2 separate regions of the Homo sapiens genome follow, and region 2 is linked to region 1. A link is an interaction called in ENCODE POLR2A ChIA-PET data of the cell type or tissue named here. Cell type or tissue: PC-9. All regions are shown on one strand. Links, peaks and the distances in the headings refer to the core of each region. The heading gives the core; the rest is flanking DNA.

What was found. Peaks named below come from ENCODE experiments on the same cell type or tissue, not always from the same donor. Only the 100,000 strongest peaks of a DNase experiment are listed, where the experiment ranks them.
Region 2: POLR2A ChIA-PET joins it to region 1 with 7 read pairs; 1 of 35 experiments calls an interaction of 5 or more read pairs at or near these places.

What each region holds. Positions count from the first base shown.
Region 1 is chr1:83,083,904-83,088,651 of GRCh38, forward strand. It overlaps LINC01362 (long intergenic non-protein coding RNA 1362), which reads left to right. Exons shown (of 11, transcript NR_147074.1): 7 at 2,309-2,411. Among named protein-coding and RNA genes, the nearest start is that of LINC01361, 100 kb to the left of the region's middle. In PC-9, for the core only: no CTCF peak of the experiment used is centred there; a DNase peak (open chromatin) is centred at 2,628; H3K27ac peaks cover 1,550 bases.
Region 2 is chr1:82,780,820-82,785,567 of GRCh38, forward strand. No RefSeq gene overlaps it. Among named protein-coding and RNA genes, the nearest start is that of LINC01362, 120 kb to the right of the region's middle. In PC-9, for the core only: no CTCF peak of the experiment used is centred there; no DNase peak of the experiment used is centred there; H3K4me3 peaks cover 609 bases.

The sequences.
Region 1 (4,748 bases), core at 340-4,339:
GGCTGCTTTTGGAAATCAATAACTTGATTTTCATTATCATTTTAAAGAACATAAGGCCATTTATTGATTTAAGGTGACTCGATTTAAGTTTGGGCCTTCCTTCCTTGCCCCTTTAGCCTTGATATGTGATACCAGGATAAATAGGATTACATAGCATTGCCTCGAAGTAAAAAGAACAGGTGGAGGCTGTGGTTGTATTTTTTTTTTCCCCCAAGAGCAGTTTGCACTTCTGCTTGTTAGCAAATTACAGCCTCTTGTATTCACTTTCCAAAATAGAAATGGAAAACTGAGATAAAAAGAATAACAACAAAACACATAATACCTCTATTACCTACACCAACACAAGCTTACTTTCTATCATCTATTGACTGTTTACAAAGAGAAAGATGAAAATCCCACCACATTAATGTGTGAGGATCCACCTCAGTGGTTTAGGGTGAGAACTAGAGATCTTAAAATCTTTTATTTTTGTCCTTGTAAATCATTCTGTTATTAATAAAACAAATTATTTTTTATGTTGTTTGCTCTACTGCCATTTTATGGGCACTATTGCTTGTTTCTGGGCAGACGTTTAGTTGATTGTCTTAAAAACAGTGGGCTAGAGCAGTAGTTTCTAAATTTTAATGTGCATATGAATCACTTGGGAATATTGTTAAAATGTAGATTCCAACTTGATTGGTGTAGGGTGGAGCCTGAGATTCTGCACTTCTAACAAGTCCCAAGGTAGTAAGATACTGCTGGTCCACGGACCACACTTTGAGTAGCAAGGGGTTGAAAAACTGGAGGGAGACACCTCTGACTTATCTTTCTGAGCAAGTCACATACATAGTGTATCCATAGAAATGAAGTTTTAAAATTCCTTTTTTTAGGTTTAAATGTAACGGAACTTATTCTGTGGTTTTATCTGGATTAGTCAAAAACTTTATTGAGAAGTGTAGGTTCCAGAATATGATACATGGAATGGACTAACACGATTATTCCTTTTCATTGTATAAATTTTATATTGCCAAGAATAATCACAAGTTTGTAGTTGTTCCTAGAATACATTTATTTTTAAAAGTAGGAAAGCTTTTGGCTATGTCTGTGCCTAAATTGCTCTAATTTGTGGTGTCTTTCTTAACCAATAGCGTTCCTCTTATAAGACGTGTATTTTGAGGCTTCCCAAAAGATTAACCTGATCACATAACAAGAGTGTAAAAACTTGTGGTTGACCGCTGATCCTTTTAACATCGATCTAACTCCTTTGGCAAGTTAGAAGAAAAAGAAGTAATCCAGTGGTTTTCTACAAAAGTTGAATTAGTTGTAGCCATGTGGGGATCAGAATCATCTGGAGAACTTTTAAAAATTATACAATTCTCCCTCCCCAACTCACATGCCTTTTCAAATATTAAGATCTCATGGTGGGAACATGGCTATTTTAATTTGAAAAAAATGACCCAGGTGGTTCCGATTTGCCTCCTCCATCCCGCCCAAATTAAGAACTGCTGAAATAAATTAATGACATACTTTGAGTCTCACCTTTCATTCCGAATTTTAAAGTCAAAGCCATAAAATGTCTAAACTGTTTTGTGTACTTTTATTTTTTCAAACAGTTATATAATACTAAAGGTTCTGAGTTAAAATGTTCTCACAAGACCAAGGAGCTACAGCAAACTTACATGGCAGCATATTCCATTGCACAGGCTAGGGGTTCTCAATCCTGGCTGTAACCCTGGAATAACATGGGAAATGTTTTAAAACACCAAAGCGTAAGCCCCACCCCAGACCAATTAAATCAAGCTCTGTAGGCATGGAGTCTGGCATCATTATTTTTAAAGCTCCCCAGGTAATTCTTGTATGCAGTCAGAACTGAGAACCATTATGGGCCAAAGACCCAGAAACCCTTTGTCTATAGAGCAATCTAGAGTAAGTTCTTTTTATATTAAGTAAAATATTGAGTTTCAGAGTATGCAATCAATGACAGGAACTTCCATTCTTCTCATGGAATTATTCAAGACTTTTTTTATTCCTGAGTCTATAGGATCCTTTGGAATACTAAGAAATAGATCATCACACATTTGACCTTTTCTGAAAATAAGTGGCAATTATAATATCAAGCAATATGTCTTCACTAATCTCAATATATGTCTCAAGGTATGTAGAAGTGAATGAATTCAGTTTAATAAATTTAGTGCTAATGGCATTTGAGTATATAGTATGTACATTATTAGGTCCTTTCACTTAAGGATCTGCACGTTTTTTTGTTTGTTTAGTTTGCAATCCAATTGTATGTTTAAAAAAATAAACAAAACCCAAAAATGTCTTACAGAGGAAATAAATCCCTTGAGGACAGTGAAGAAATAACTTTGAGATCACCTTCCCATCCTTCCGATTTCTTCAATGAGAGCTTAAATGGATTTTCAAAAAATCAGGTATAGTTTACATGAAGTGAAATTCACCCTTTTCAGTGTGTAGTACTGAGAGATAATTCTCCATGGGTCGCTCACATTTTTGCATGTGTTGTGAGCAGAGGCACTGGCTGTCCTTTCTTCTGGGCTATCTTTCAAGGATGTTTGTATAGCAAGTAGCCTTGGAAGACTGTTTCCCACTGAAACAAGAAAGCATTTTATGAGTCACCAGGTAAAGTTTCCTGAGACTATATGGGCAGATTCTTTTGTTTTGTTTTGTTTTGTTTTGTTTTGTTTTGTTTGTTTTGTTTGAGATGAAGTCTCACTCTGTCCTCCAGGCTGGAGTGCAGTGGCACGATCTCAGCTCACTGCAACCTCCATATATGGGCAGATTCTTAATGTCAGTTTCCTAGCAGTCAAAGAAAAAAATATTGCTTCAGCTTTCTACCACCAAAATGAGGCCCAACACCTTACTGAACTGCTTGACTATTCGGGACAGTGTATTTCTACCTGGGGCATTCTACTGGGTCTATTATATTGGCTAAGCCACAAATCAGCATGTTTTGTGTGTGAGGTCCAAATTAATAGATTGTCTAGAAAGTTGTGGCACACTCTACATTTGGGGCCCCACACTCCTAAAAAAAAATCCCTTAAGAACAATCATATTAGTAAATTCAAAGTATATTCTGGAACCCTCATTTCTCAATAAAGATTTTTACTAACCCAAATAAAACCACAAAATAAGTTCCTTTACATTGAAAGTCTCTGTGACTTGGCTTTGCCAAGTATCCTATCAGAGGAAAGTAACCTCTATTTAGGGGAGCTTCTTATGGTTTGGACTCATTGCTTCTGTGACGCAGCTACCACCCTTTCTGAGAAGCAAGTATTGGCTTGTTCCTGGGGTCTTGCCAAAACCGAACTCCCGGCCCATGGACGACTTGTAACGCTACTGCTGAGCGTTTCCATTTGAGTGTATGTCAACTCAGACTCAATAACTACCAGGATGGGAGGTTACTGAGTTACCAACCAGCCTTGCTTGTCCAATGCCAATGATATTTTTAACAACATCCCTGACCTCAGAGGTATCTTGGCTTTACAAGAATAGCTGACAGTTATCCCTCTGTGGGAAGCTTTATCTCCACTCTTTTTATGTACAGAAAAGCTGGCTCCAAGGGGTCCTTGATTCACAGATGTTCCCTAAAAGCTTTGACTGGGTTCATTGACAGTTTAGCTAAGCTGAAGCTTAATGTTGTCCATTGGACTACCACAGCCATTTAACCTCAGTATCTGCAATGCAGAATGAAAAATGGATGGGGTCGGTCCATTCAGAGCGCAAAACTCAATGCTCTTCTCACAGCTCTGGCTACTACTCCTTTGATGAAATGCTATATTTTTACTGACTTATTGCCAATGGACTAGCAATTGTAGAAAACCACAAGCTGGCAAATTGAAGATACCCCTTTTTGGAGCTGTGAATGACGGATACAAATCATGGCAAGGGAGCAATTCGTCACTCATGTAGATGTCCATGGTAAAATCTCATTCTCTGAGAAGACTGAATAGAATCAAACCTGAACACTCCCAATTGCCATCGTTATTGCCCAGATCCATCATGCTACTAAACACAGCACCATACCCATTATTATAGACTAGGAACAAAGTAAGGGACTCTATCTCTCTGACACAGAAGTTACGAATGCATGTCAGAAGTTGTGAATCCTGCTAAAGTTGACCAGTGTTTTAGTAGTGAAGGAGGCCACAACACATGAGGCATTGCTTTTATTCATTCCTGGAAAAATGACTAAGTTGAAACTTTTACTAACTGTTCTGGGCTAAAGTGCTGCCTCACTGCTGTCAGTGCCTTTTCAGGTCACAGTGTTGCTCTTCCAGTCCAATCAGCCAACTCTGGCCACACTACCATGGTTCTTGATCCTAATCTGTGTCATGTTTTCAGCTTTCTGATGTTACAGAGCTGCTGGTCAAGGTATTCAATGGGCTACCGTGCTCTGTAACACCCACAGGCACCTGGTCAGTTTGAGCATTGAAAGGATCTCCTCAAAAATCAACATAGGAAAATTTCCAGCTCTACTCTTCTCACCTCTTCCTTAGTAAGGCAGTTTGGTCACTGGATTTGGCTGTCTCTGAAAGACAGCATTCCCTTTGGCTGCTTCCTGGATAATAATCAAGATGAAAGGTGGGGGAACTATATAGACCATTTAGGATTCTGCCTTGACCATTCCTAGGCATGATTCTTCTTTCATTCCCTTGATTTAGAATGAAGGGTTTAGAAAGCCTGGTTCTTAACTCTCTTGGTGGCAGCCTAGTGAAAAGATGGTCTAGGTAATTCAAATTTAATTTTGG
Region 2 (4,748 bases), core at 384-4,383, 300 kb before region 1:
TTTAGAATTGCTAACAGAAAAGTGGCTTTACATAGTGATTGGCTATACATGGCATTTTAGTTGTAAAAAGTAAATGAACCAGTCGGTAGAAAAGAGAGATGTGGAAAAGGTTATAGATACAAAAATGTATTTTTGGTAACATAGGATATAGAAAGTAATTTTAAATGAGGGAAAATCTTGTATGGTAAATCTTATCCTAGAATAAACTGACTGGTATTTAAGAGAAAGGTGGTATAAGACAAGTCAGAAAGGCCAAACATGTCATAGATGATCTGTGTATGTCATGATAAGGTTTGTGAAGAGGAATTTATGAAAAAAAATTGTGTGTGATTAAACTAGCTATAATTAACATGGAATTGCTTATAATAGTCTTTCTAAAGAATGGTCTTTATATTAAAACAGTTTTCTTAAGATATTGATTTGCTTTTTAATTTTATAATGTGTATTGTTTAAAACCTTTTTTCATTCATATCTCAGAGGTTCAACCATTGTTATGTCTCACTGCTTTCAGCTTTTTCTCCCTTTGAGAAAGCCTGAGATAACTCTTTCTTCAGCTTTTGTCAGTTCCTGTAATTTTTCCTTCTCTGTTTCTAACTGTTGTTATAGCCTGATGCTGAAATATTTTATCTTAGAGGTCTATAAAAGCACTAATTTCCTCCATTATAACTTAGATTTATTTATTTATTTATTTTGAGATGGGGTCTTGCTCTGTCACCCAGGCTGGAGTGCAGTGTTTCAATCTCAGCTCACTGCAACCTCCACCTCCCAGGTTCAAGCAATTCTCCTGCCTCAGCCTCCTGAGTAGCTGGGATTACAGGTGCCAGCCACCATGCCTGGCTAATTTTTGTGTTTTTTTTTAGTAGAGATGGGGTTTCACCATCTTTACCAGGCTGGTCTTGAACTTCTGACCTCGTGATTAACCTGCCTTGGCCTCCCAAAGTGCTGGGATTACAGATGTGAGCCACCATGCCTGGCCTAACTTGATTTTGTTAATATGTAACCTTATTTTTGTATTTTGGTTTTTGGCTTCTATATTGCTTCAAAAGTGTTTTAAGGACTAATGAATGCCTGCCCACCTCCATTTGCATCTGGCTTAAAATTTTAATTGGCTATAAGATGCCCAAAAACTTAATTTGAGCCATGATGGGAAACAGGAGGACAGACATATCTTACTATGCTCCCTTTGGAACTTAGACCAGGTTCAAAAGACCTTTGAAAAATATGAAAATAAAGCATTCCCCTTGGAAAATAATAGCTCCCCTGTTCAACCAGGAGACTTGGTCCTATTAAAAACTAGGAAATAAGGACCCCCCCGCCAAGGATCAATTCCACTTTGTTACATAGATATAACCAGGACACTGACCCCAACTGTATCTGGTTCACTGTCAAAAGTACCCTCTCTAGTCTCACCTAGTTTTCACCCTTCCTAGGACCTTTGATAGCTATCTTGTTACAAATAATTTTGTTCCTTGCTTGTTTAACCTACTTATAAAGTTTGTGTCTTCTAGACTACAACAATTCCATGTAAAACAATGGTGGTAGAAGGCTTCTGATCCATCCCATCTTCTGACATAGAAAATGAAAACATGCTCTCATTCGGCCAATAAGCCCCTTAGATGCAGCATCCAGGGATTTTTACTGCTCCAATGCTAGGCAGGGCCTATCCCCATAAAATCAGCAGAAAAACCTCCTCCCTTCTGCAGCTCCCTTAAGATTAAGGAGGAGTGTCTAATCTTTGAGGGGGAACGAGATAGTAGACCAGCAGGATGTATTTCCTGGTTGACAGGATGAAGTGAAGGAACTGGCAGGAACCAATAGGTAGCACCTAAGGCAACCTCTAGTTACTTTCACTGCTAGAAATTTCTGAATACCCCACCCCCTAATTTGCATGTAATTAAAAGTAGGTATAAGTGGGTATAAATACAGCTGCCAACAGCCCATACACTGCTGACTCTGGGTGCACTGCCAACAAGTCCGCCTTGCTCTGCAAGGAGCAGCTCCAGTTCAATACAATATTGCTGTTTAATACTGTTGGCTCACCCTCGAATGCTTTCCTGGGAAAAACCAAGAACCCTCCTGAGCTAAGGCCCAATTTCAAGGCTTGCCTGCCCACCTGCATCATCAGCCTGAATATGAACATAGATTATATTCTTTCCCAGCTAGTTGACCATGGGAAATTGTCTAATCCCCCTGCATATTGGTTATCTAACAGGTAAAGTGGTGAGAAGCGATTCTCCGTAGGGTTGGCATGATGGTTACATGAGAAAAGTTATGTTGCAAATGCTGAAAAATGCATAAAAAATACAGGGAAAATGTGTGTTCTTTACAAACTTACTTACTTGGTGTTAAAACCATGCAATCTGTTTGTAAATTTCGACGCTATTTACTTTCACTTTCTGAACCTCTCCATTTTGTTTTCTCATTTGTAGAACGGGAATGTGTGATATTGTGAAATATATATGTTTGGTCTTTGGCTCAGTTCCCTGGTTTACAACTCCTACAGTCTTCAGACTATCCAAAGTGATGTATTTTTGTATACTAATAATTGACTGAATGCTAGAAGTCCCTGGGCAGCTTCAGGATGGAGGCTGGTCATCAGAAAGACCAAGGCATAATTTTAGAGGGTTTGGTCTTTTAGCCCCACCCCCTGACTTCTGAGGAGGGGAGAGGGGCTAAAGGTTAAGTCAATTATGAATGGACAGTGATTTAATCAATCATGCATATGTAATGAAGCCTCTATAAAAAACCAGAGGGACAGGATTTTGAGAGCTTCCAGATTGCTGAATACATAGAGGTTGGCATGACTAGGGAAGGCATGGAAACTTTGCACCCCTTCCCCCATACTTCATTCTATACATCTCTTCATCTGTATCCTTTGTAATACCCTTTATGATAAACCAGTAAATGTGCTTCCCTGAGTTCTGTGAGCCACTCTAGTAAATTAATCAAACCCAAAGAGGGGGCCATGAGAGCCCCAACTTGGAGCCATTTAATCAGAATTTCCATAGGCCTGATCTGAGGTCTGAAGAGGAAGCAGTCTTTGGACTGAGCCCTCAACTTGTGGGATCTGCTGCTACCTCTAGGTAGATAGTCCAGCATTGAATTGGAGAATACCCAGCTGGCGTCTGCTGCAGAACTGATGGTTTGCTTGGTGTGTGGAGCAAACCCCCAAGCATTTGGTCACAGAAGCATTTTGTATTGATTGTTGTTGAGTGACAGAATAGAAAAAACACTTTGAGTTTATGTTTTCCATACATGGGATGCTAAAAAATCAAAATAAACCTATTCATTTATTAAAAGACATATATGATGTATATATAAAGTATGTTATTGATAATATATTTCACATACAATCTTACAGTGTGTATTAGTCCATTTTCATGCTGCTATAAAGAATTACTTGAGACTGGGTAATTTATAGGAGAAAAAAGGTTTAATTAACTCACAGTTCCACATGGCTGGGGAGGCCTCAGGACACTTAAATCATGGTGGAAGATGAAGGGGAAGCAAGGCTTGTCTTACATGGCAGTGGGGTTGGGGGGAACTGCCAAACACTTTTAAACCATTAAATCTCGTGAGAACTTTCTCACTATCAAGAGTACATCATGGGGGAAACCGCCCCCATGGTCCAATTACCTCCTACCAGGTTCCTCCCTCCACACATGGGGATTATAATTCGAGATGAGATTTGTGTGAGGACACAGAGCCAAATAATATCATAGTGGATATAATGTATTATGTATAATGTGTTTGTTTTATTGAGCACCTATTACATACCAGGCATTCTTCTAGGCTCTGGAGATTCAGATGTAATGTATGTGAAGGTCTTGGCTTTATGACCACTCTGTGTCTTGCTGTGCTTCCATTTCTTCACTTATGAAGTCAAGAGAAAAATATCGCCTACATCATATGATTGTTATGAGAATTAAATGAGCTAATATTTGTAAATGCTTGGAAGAGTGGCCAGGAGAGAATAAGATTTAGGTCTTATCATTACATCTATTCTCATGCTGCATTTTGTGGGAGTTAGGGCATAGGCTCTGGAACTAGACTATTGGGCTAAAATTCTAGGTCTATCATCTACCCACTGTGTAACCTTAGACTATTTACTTAATCTCTCTGGGCTTCTGTTTAACTATCTGTACAACAGGAATAATAAGATCCACCTCATGGTGGTTGAGAGGATTGAATATTCTGATATTTGTAGAGCACTCTGTGTCTAGCACATAGTAAGCTCTTATAAGTATTTGCCATATCAAATTAATAAATAAAAGTGTGCTTCCTTTTATATGAAGTCCTAGAACAGGCCAAACTTATCTATAATTATAGAAATCAGATCAGCAATTTCCTGTGGTGAGTGATGGGGGAGGATTTGTTGCAGAGACAGGAAGGAAATTTTTGGAGTGAAGCCAGTGTTCTATATCTTGATTGGAATGGTGGTTACATGGGTGTTTTTCAAAAGTCATCACACTGTACACTTAGAAATGTGTGCATTTTAATACATGTATATCATGCTTCAATAAAGTTGCAAAAAAGGTCACAACAAATGCTTGCTCTAGCAGCACTGAGGCCAAAATTGAAGTGATCGGGAAAAGATGAATATAGTCTTGCACAGGATCTATAAGGTGGCCATGTATTAGATGAGATCATCCACTGTGTGTTTAGGAGCAATGACTTTGAAATCTGATGGACTAGAGTATGTACTATGAAACTTATTAGGTATGTGATGAAAGAATAAACACTGTTCC